Regions from separate parts of the Homo sapiens genome. Here region 2 is linked to region 1. Evidence: read pairs that join two places in POLR2A ChIA-PET (ENCODE). Cell type or tissue: Panc1. All regions are shown on one strand. Each heading gives the region's core, and the rest is flanking DNA. Links, peaks and the distances in the headings are about the cores only.

Region 1 (4,401 bases), core at 96-4,095:
GATGGACTCCCAAGTATTATTATGTTCTCTTGTTACTACGTTACATAGTTTCTCTCTCATTTTGTTTTTTCATAAGAGTTTTCTAATTGCTTGCTTTGAGAAAGTGGGCTGAGGGGTCCTATTTTTCTTTGTAGACTTTACCTGATCCTCATTTTCAGTTTATTACTTTATCCTATCCTTTGCAAGACTACAGCCTTGATATATTGGTCACTGCAAAGAATAAATATCTACTCTCCTCCCTGGATCAGTGAAGGATTCTGATTGCTTTGTACAATTTTTCCCTATTCCTGTGGAACATAGCCCTCTTTTATTGGAAGTCTTTTATATAAATTATGTAGACTTTGAGGGGAATCTCAGAATCTTATAAATTGTTAAGACAATATAAAATCCATTCCTTATTTGATCAGACCTGTAAGATCCAAATTCTAGGAATCAGGATGTCATGTGATGGTTTATACCTTTGTATAAATTAGTTTGAGAATAAATGTAATAATCTGTGGGATTTTATTAATGTCAGGTGATAACTTGGATTTCTAAAAGATTTGTTGATACGAGGGTAAAAGTATTAGGGTAAATTAATCAGAAAATTAGAAATGTGCATATATCTTGCTGTTTGAATTATGTTAATCTTAGATTTGGAATTTATTATTAGTTTTCTTTTGTTACCTACAGTGGCACTTAGGAGACCTATTTAACTTTGCAAATAAAATTTGTAACTTGATAACTAATTGTTTTAAGTTAGTGGATAATAGTTATCAAAGTGTTTAGTGTCTTTAAGCTATGATAATTTAATATTGTCTTTTTAAATTATCCTAGGTAGAAGAATACATGTTCACTTCCAGTGAACAAGAGCATGTTCCCAAACTCAATTTTGGGTCGCCCACCCTTCACTCCAAATCATCAACAACATAATAACTTCTTTACCCTGTCACCTACTGTTTATTCACACCAGCAGCTTATAGATGCACAATTCAACTTTCAGAATGCAGAGTGAGTATGGTGATATTTTGGCCCATGTTGTTGGTAAATTTCATTTTCTATTTGACATAAACCCTTTTTGTATGAAACTTTTGAACATGGAGAATATGTCGTCACATTTTTTTTTGATACGGATGTATTTAATTTTTTTTCAGAGACTGGTTTTGTTTTTAAAGAAAAAATATGTATAAATTACTGTTCTTTTCTTTGATTTTGTTAGCTTGTCTAGAGCTGTGTCATTACAGCAGCTGACATATGGAAATGTCAGTCCAATACAGACCTCAGCTTCCCCATTATTTCGAGGAAGGAAGTAAGTACTTCTTAATTATTTTAAAAGAATATTTTTGCATTTCTGAGAACTCTGTAATGATGTATCTTGAATTAATATTGTATGGACCCTAAGCCCTATGTTTTGTTTTCTGGGACCTGTACGATCAGATGAGTCATGGAATTTTAACATTTTTATGCGTTTAAAAATTTTAGGTGTTCTTTTGTTGATTTGTTCCTGCTTTATTGTATGTTTGTTTCTGCCCTACATCAGATCTCCCCTTTTCTATATCCCAGGTTTTCTTTTTCTAGAATAAAGCTGTTTCCTCAGAAAACCACTTTTTAATTGAGATTTTTTAACTAAATGAGATGGCCTGTATTCATTTGCTAGGGTAGGGTTGCCATAACAACGTACCACACATTGGGTGGCTTACACAACAGAAATTTATTTTCTTACAATTCTGGAGGCTAGATCAAGGTGTTGGCAGGGTTGGTTTCTTCTGAGGCTTCTTTTCTTGCCTTGTAGATGGCTGCTTTGTCACTGTGTCTTAATATGGCCGTTGCCCTGTGTTTTCTGTGTCCTCATCTCTTCTTCTAAGGACACCAGTCATATTGGATTAACGTTCATCTTAAAGACCCCACTTTAACTTAGGTAACTTTTCAGAGGTCCTATCTCCAAATACAGTCACATTCTGAGCTACTGGGGCTTAGGACTTCAACATCTGAATTTCTAGGGGGACACAATTATAGCATTTTCTTTCTAGTAAACTTTATGTTTTTCTTTTGATTTATCTACATCTCACACAGGTAAGGTTCCATGATAACAAATATTGTAGTGAAAATTTCTGTGTGACATAAAACTTCCTATAGTCAAGTCAGGAGTCAATTAATTTTAATCTTTGATTAAAAGAAATTCATTTATTTAAAAACAGAACTTGAGAGGTAGTTATTGAAATAACATTCGGCAATATTTGAAAGATACCACTATTACTTAAAAACCTATATAAACATTCTATAACCTTTATGTCCTATTAAAAAAAACACTATCAGTGAACAAGGTGCTGTAAAAAAAAAAAATAACACTAGCTAGGAGTTATTGCTTATTATGTAGTAATCATTATTTTAAGCCTTTACAACTAACGGTTTGATTAAATCACGTAACACTGAGGTAGATACTATTATCCCTTGCCTGTTGAGGAGAAAGCTGACTCACACAAAGGTTAAGTAACTACTTACTCAGAAGTGACATAGCTAGGATTTGAAATGTTGTATGTCTCTGAGTCATATGCTTAAAAGCACTACAGGTTGTTCTTCAAAATTGTCATTGAGAAAAGTTTTATAATAATTCTAATAGTATTGACTTTATTCAGATTTTATTTTTTAGAAATTGCCTTTATAGCCAATTTGTGAATTAAGAATGAAAATAAGCTCCCTTAGGCCGGGCGCAGTGGCTCACACCTGTAATCCCAGCACTTTGGGAGGCCGAGGCAGGCAGATCACGAGGTCAGGAGATCGAGACCATCCTGGCTAACACAGTGAAACCCCATCTCTACTAAAAATACAAAAAATTAGCCGAGTGTGGTGGCACATACCTGTAATCCCAGCTACTCAGGAGGCTGAGGCAGGAGAATGGCATGAACCCAGGAGGTGGAGCTTACAGTAAGCCAAGATCCCCCCACTGCACTCCAGCCTGGGCAACAGAGCGAGACTCTATCTCAAAAAAAAAAAAAAACAAAAAAAACAAAACTCCATTAATTTGTAGTTAAACATATTTTTAAAATTAAAATTGGCATTCTCATTAGAAGATATTCAGCATATATAGCTCTAAAATACTTTTATGTTTAAAAATATTAAATATACTTTTATGCATTTAGCACTGTATATTTTACCTGTGAGTAGGGGTTCCACTTATTTTGCAGATCTATCAAGGAGAGAGAAATTGACATAATCCCAAAGGAGTGTTAAAAAACCTTCTATGGGCCGGGTGCAGTGTCTCATGCCTGTAATCCCAGCACTTTGGGAGGCTGAGGTGGGCAGGTCATTTGAGGTCAGGAGTTCGAGACCAGCCTGGCCAACATGGTGAAACCCCATCTCGACTAAAAACACAAAAATTAGCTGAGCATCGTGGCGGGCGCCTGTAGTCCCAGCTACTCAGGCGGCTGAGGCAGGAGAATACCTGGAAATCCCGGAGGCAGAGGTTGCGGTGAGCTGAGACTGTGCCACTGCACTCTAGCCCGGCAACAGAGGAAGACTCTGTCTCAAAAAAAAAACCTTCTATGACCCATAGAATTTTCAGGCTTAAAAGGAATCGGGCCATTTTCTGTGGCATAAAGTATTACCTACATGAACAACTTAATATATCAATGAAGTAAATGTCTTTTTTCCCAACAAATACTTACTCTTTAATGATTTTTCCCTTTTTATTTTGCAAATACTAAAACCTCCAGAAAAAGAATAATATGGTGAATATCTGTATGCCTTTTGCCTAGATTCATGAGTTAAAAGTTTTACATTTGATTTCTTTCTCTTTTTCTTTCTGCCCACCTGCTTTTTTTCCTGAACCATATGAAAGAAAGTTGTTGACACCATTTTACCTTAAAACATGTCAGCTTATTCCTCCTACAAAACAAGGCTTTTCTTCTATATAACCAAAATACATTGATTATTCCTGAGAAATTTAATATTAATAAAATACTATTATCTGAGTTGCAGCTCATTTTTGAATTTCTTCGTTGTCCAATGTCTTTATAGCTTTATTGAAAAGTGTTTCTTAATTGGTCTTTCCTGCTGATGAGTCAGAACATAGGTGTATTCAAAGAGCCCTTTTTTATAACTAGCACTCAGCTCACTTAATCGTATCTTCCTTATGTTATAGTTTGGATCTTCTTAGTAATTCTATAAATAGAACTTTTCCTACAAAGTTTTCACTACTGAGATGAAACATTGGGGTAGTTCAAATACAGGAGACTAACCTCAATATATACATGTAGTTTTTTCTGTCTCCATTATTACTATTTTTTTTAAGGTGTTGAGAGGCATTTCTTGTGCTGAACATGAATATTTTTAAGATCCATATAAAGCTAATAAAGTGACCTTATTGAAAGAATCATATTGTCATTATCTCTTATGATATTTATATATATTTAATTGCTTTTT
Region 2 (4,401 bases), core at 303-4,302, 1.5 Mb after region 1:
AGTGAAATAGCCAAATAGGTACATAAGGTGCTCTCACAAATTTAAATGCAACTCTGCAGACCCCCCAAACTCACTACTTTACAATATCTTCAGGCAAAGCAGTTTTTGTGCAACATGTGGTCTCGCTACAAAAGAAACATGCAATTAGAGGGTTCTCGTGAGATCCAAGTTTATGTGCATATGGGTGTACATCAAGTTCTGTGCTTAAAATAAGTGGTCCTTTATTTTTCTGACCTGGGAGAAGTACAGATGTGATATATGTCCCAGCATGAGATGCTGTATAATCAGAGAGCTAGACTGGCCACTACGCTGGGAGGCATTTACTCATTCAAGAACCCTTAGAAGGTGGAGAAATTAGAAACCACGACTGATGTGGTCACATCATCATTGATGTGAATGGAACCTGGTGGTATTGTGCAGTGCAAAAATTCTCTTACTTCATGAGGTTAGTGTGGGTGTTAAATGTGTTAATATGTGTAAATTGCTTAGAACAGTTCCCGGCATATAATAAACACTACATAAATATTAGCATTGTATTGTTACTATTTTCCATAAAATGGGGATAACTCTGACTTGCAGACTTGTGAAGCTTAAATGAGCTTAGTCCCTGGCATAAGTAAACACTGAGTGATGTTAGCTATAAAATAATTATAGTAACAATAATGTTTGAACTCTAAAAATGATGCTTTCAATGTAGTATATTTCCTAGGCCATTTAACCCAGAGGTCTTCTACCTCTGAAGAGTAAGACAGAGCTGACATAAATTTGAGAGAACAGCACAAAGGCCATCTTCATTTCTTCAAGACTGGGCATTTTCTCAGCAACCTGCACATTCACTCCATGGGTTTAGTATACTTTACAGCCTTTCCATAGGACCTCAAGTCCAAGAGGTTAGTTTACTTTTGGAAAGTTGTTTTTCTAACCAAAATGACACATTCATTGTGGTTATTAAGGTCTCTGGACTCAAAATTGGGCCACGTTTGATGAAAAAAAAAAAACCCTCATGAAGTTTAAGAATGAATATGGTTCATTAATTCATATTTATATTAACCAAATATTTTGACTTGATTTGGCAGAAAATATTTTTTTACAAGTATCTGGTAGACTTGAATCATTTCTAGACTGTTAAATCATTTCTTGGGAAGTTGCATAGAAAATACTTTCAGAATTTGTGGTTTTCAAAAAGGACTTTGTCTAATGAATAGCGATGGCAACACAGATTTAGGGGTGGAATTCTTGGGGAGCTTCTATTGCCTTCTGGCAGTTGCATACCAATTAGTAAGTATTGGCCTGATCAGCAAAGTATGGATTGTAGAGGGAGGAATGATGAAATTCCTCTATAGGAGTTAGAGTCCTATGTAGATGAGGGGAAGACATCTAGGCGGGGCAGAAGAGGAACTTGGAGGCTCTCAAATATGTTTTAAGAGTTTTCAGTAATCTGTGTTGAAAGTTTTCAACATTGAGCATTGAGCGGCCATTTTCCACTAAAACGATAGAAATCGACTTGTTAACACTTTGCAGAGACATGAAAGACAGGCGGAGCCAATCCGCAGCCTGCCAGTGTGGAGGGTTCCCCAAGGGTGGGACCCAGCGTGACCTTGCCCTTGAACGGTGGGCGTTTTCCAGGGGCTTAAGGTTTCACAACTGTGTACAGGCCTCTCTTCTGAGTCCTCAGTTGCTGAACTGAAAGTACTTTACAATACCTCAAGTCTTGTGGTTACGGACCCTGGGGAGGAGGAGATGGGAAGAGAAGTGTGGTAAATTCCAAAGCAGGGAGGTTTAGGAACCTCCTGACTCAGGAAATACCAAGGTCTTCCCATAAATGGAAGCAGTCTGTGTTGGTCTATTTATCCACAAATGATAAAGTGAATAAAAAATCTCTGATTTAAAAAGTAGGAAGAATCGAACAGTTGGACCGAGTCCCTACCATGTGTAAGGCCCTTTTCCATGCAGGGAGGTATAAATGTAACCCAATGTTCCAGGCCTCCAGTACTGGACCCCAAAGCGAGGCCCGATTCTTTTCAATTCTTGAATTCTAATAACTTAATAGCTGCTTCTCTCACCTTGTAATCAGTATGGATCATCACAGGAAAATCCATCTTTCAAAGAATTCTTTGGGAATATTTCCAAGAATTTCCAGCACTGTTTTCACCTGACATTATCCGCCTGACCTTGCCTGGTGATGCTGCTCTAGGCCATGTGTCCTGTCCTAACTATATCAACAGCCCCACCTGCTGGTCCTGTGTGCCTCTGCTGCTCGTGCCAAAGCTTTGACTCATCTCCAGAGGTGTTTCTGTGATGCCCACTCTCTTCATGGCCACTTCTGGGGCCAGTGTAGATCTCTGCCAACTAGCCTGGAGCTAACTCGTCCAGACCATATTACTTACACCTTCTATAAGCCCTGGGACTTATTCCAACACACCAGGCCAGACTCCTGGTGCTTGACTCTCTGGAGGCCCCATCATCCTTTCCTACTGTCTGACCTGGTTCTGTGCCATATAGGTCCACCTGATATATCTCAGCATCATTGAACCTCAAAGAGACAAGATGGGATTGTAGTCTATTTCCATTCAGGGGCCTTATGTAAACTCATAGATGCAGTCAGGTGTATAGAATTGGTGTTGCCTGACTTTACTAAGAAACACCCAGGACCAAAGCACCAGCGGATTACTGGGGCAAAAAGTAAAGTGATACTTTACTTCTTTTTTTCTTTTCTTCTTTTTTTGTATTTTTTGAGATGGAGTCTTGCTCTGTCACCCAGGCTGGAATGCAGTGGCGCCATCTCAGCTCACTGCAACCTCTGCCTCCCAGGTTCAAGCAATTCTCCTGCCTCAGACTCCCAAGTAGCTGGAATTTACAGGCGCGTGCCACGACACCTGGCTAATTTTTGTATTTTTAGTAGAGACAGGGTTTCACCATGTTGGTCAGGCTGGTCTCGAACTCCAGACCTCAGGAGATCCACCCACATCAGCCTCCCAAACTGCTGGGATTACAGGTGTGAGCCACAGCACCTGGCCGTGAACTTTACTTCTCCTGACAAAAGCCCTTGTCTGCTTACAGATACTCCAAGGATACCTAAGATAAGCAAGAAAGACACAGCCTCTATTGTCACATGTGAGGGAGTGGCGGTGTTGAGGAAAGGCCTCTGTGCACAGACGGGAGGGATTTATGGATACTGAAGGGGAAGGATGGGGGAGGGACGAAGGGCTGGTAATTGAGGTCAGCGAAAGGATGGTATCAGATGCATGGTGGGCAACCTGAGCTTCATCCAAGGAGACACTAAGGAAGGGACCTTAGAGGCATCCAGATAAGCTCCTTTTGTGACCAAAAAGGACACTGAGAACCCGAGATGAGGGGATTTTTCTAAGGCCGTTCATTGAGCTAAGCCGATTTAAAAATTCCCAGTCCCTTCTGAGATGTTCTTCCCAGCTCATCTTTAGCTTTCCCCAGGGGTAAAGGAAAAGAATGAGGACGAAACTGCAGAGAGCTTTTGAAAGAAGGGAAATTAGGGTGTCTCCTGATCCCCCTCATGAAATGACTTCAGTCTTTAAGTCATAGGTGGCAGGGTCTTCCCCGAGTGAAGAGACGGGATGATCCTGGCAGTATGGAGTTAAAGCATCACCACACTGAGCTGTTAGCACCATTGTGAGTTATGTTACATTGCCCTCCATGGGTAGAGTGACGGATACAAGGCTGTCAGCATAAAGGACCTGGCCTGTCCAAGTCTGGTCTTCCCAGCAGAAATTCCTACTTAACACAGTTAGAAGAACTCACTGTAATACATACACACAGCAACCAATTTATCCAAGGCCTGTTTTGTATCAGTCCTGAGGACTGGAGGCCAACCAAGACGTAGCTATTGTTTCTGCCCCATAGCAGCCTCGGATGAGGGGGCAGGGCAGAAAAGCATCACCAGTAGGGACACAAACAAGAGAAACTGCAAAACCGAGAGATTGTTAAAATTTGCAATCATCAATCAGTCAGTTGTTAAACTAATCCACTTGAATAGAATTCTACAGCAAGTTGGTTAGAATCCGTCTGAAATTCTTAACTGCAGGGGTTTCACTGCACACATCAGTGTGCACTCAGTGATAGTGGTGTTCTCCTCGCTGGGCTTTCTGTAAGTTCCAACGCAGGGCACAGAATTGAAAATGGAAGCCCCCATGAGCAGCTGCAGGCAGGGATGCCGTCACTCTGACCCCTCGGCCTCTCCTCTCTGTGGCTGCCTCCAGGGCACATGAGGAAAAGCAGATGCCTCCCCTGGCAAGTTCTGATGGAAAGATCAAAGGTGGGGAGTAGGAGCAACGAAGAGCATGACTGAACAATGACGGGGTCAGGCCGACTCGGCACTCAGACACAGCAGAGCCATTCTCTGGAGAGACTCTTAGGGTGGTGCTGCTG

Evidence for each region. ChIA-PET counts read pairs that join two places held together with the same protein. Peaks named below come from ENCODE experiments on the same cell type or tissue, not always from the same donor. Only the 100,000 strongest peaks of a DNase experiment are listed, where the experiment ranks them.
Region 2: POLR2A ChIA-PET joins it to region 1 with 5 read pairs; 1 of 35 experiments calls an interaction of 5 or more read pairs at or near these places.

The regions. Positions count from the first base shown.
Region 1 is chr5:79,618,796-79,623,196 of GRCh38, forward strand. It overlaps TENT2 (terminal nucleotidyltransferase 2), which reads left to right. Exons shown (of 15, transcript NM_001114394.3): 2 at 817-990; 3 at 1,199-1,288. The coding sequence starts at 854. Among named protein-coding and RNA genes, the nearest start is that of TENT2, 8.6 kb to the left of the region's middle. In Panc1, for the core only: no CTCF peak of the experiment used is centred there; a DNase peak (open chromatin) is centred at 2,466.
Region 2 is chr5:81,163,471-81,167,871 of GRCh38, forward strand. All of the region lies in intron 17 of RASGRF2 (Ras protein specific guanine nucleotide releasing factor 2), which reads left to right. Among named protein-coding and RNA genes, the nearest start is that of CKMT2, 68 kb to the right of the region's middle. RefSeq lists an enhancer at 2,324-2,383. In Panc1, for the core only: CTCF peaks have their summits at 2,240 (motif pointing left) and 2,459; a DNase peak (open chromatin) is centred at 2,201.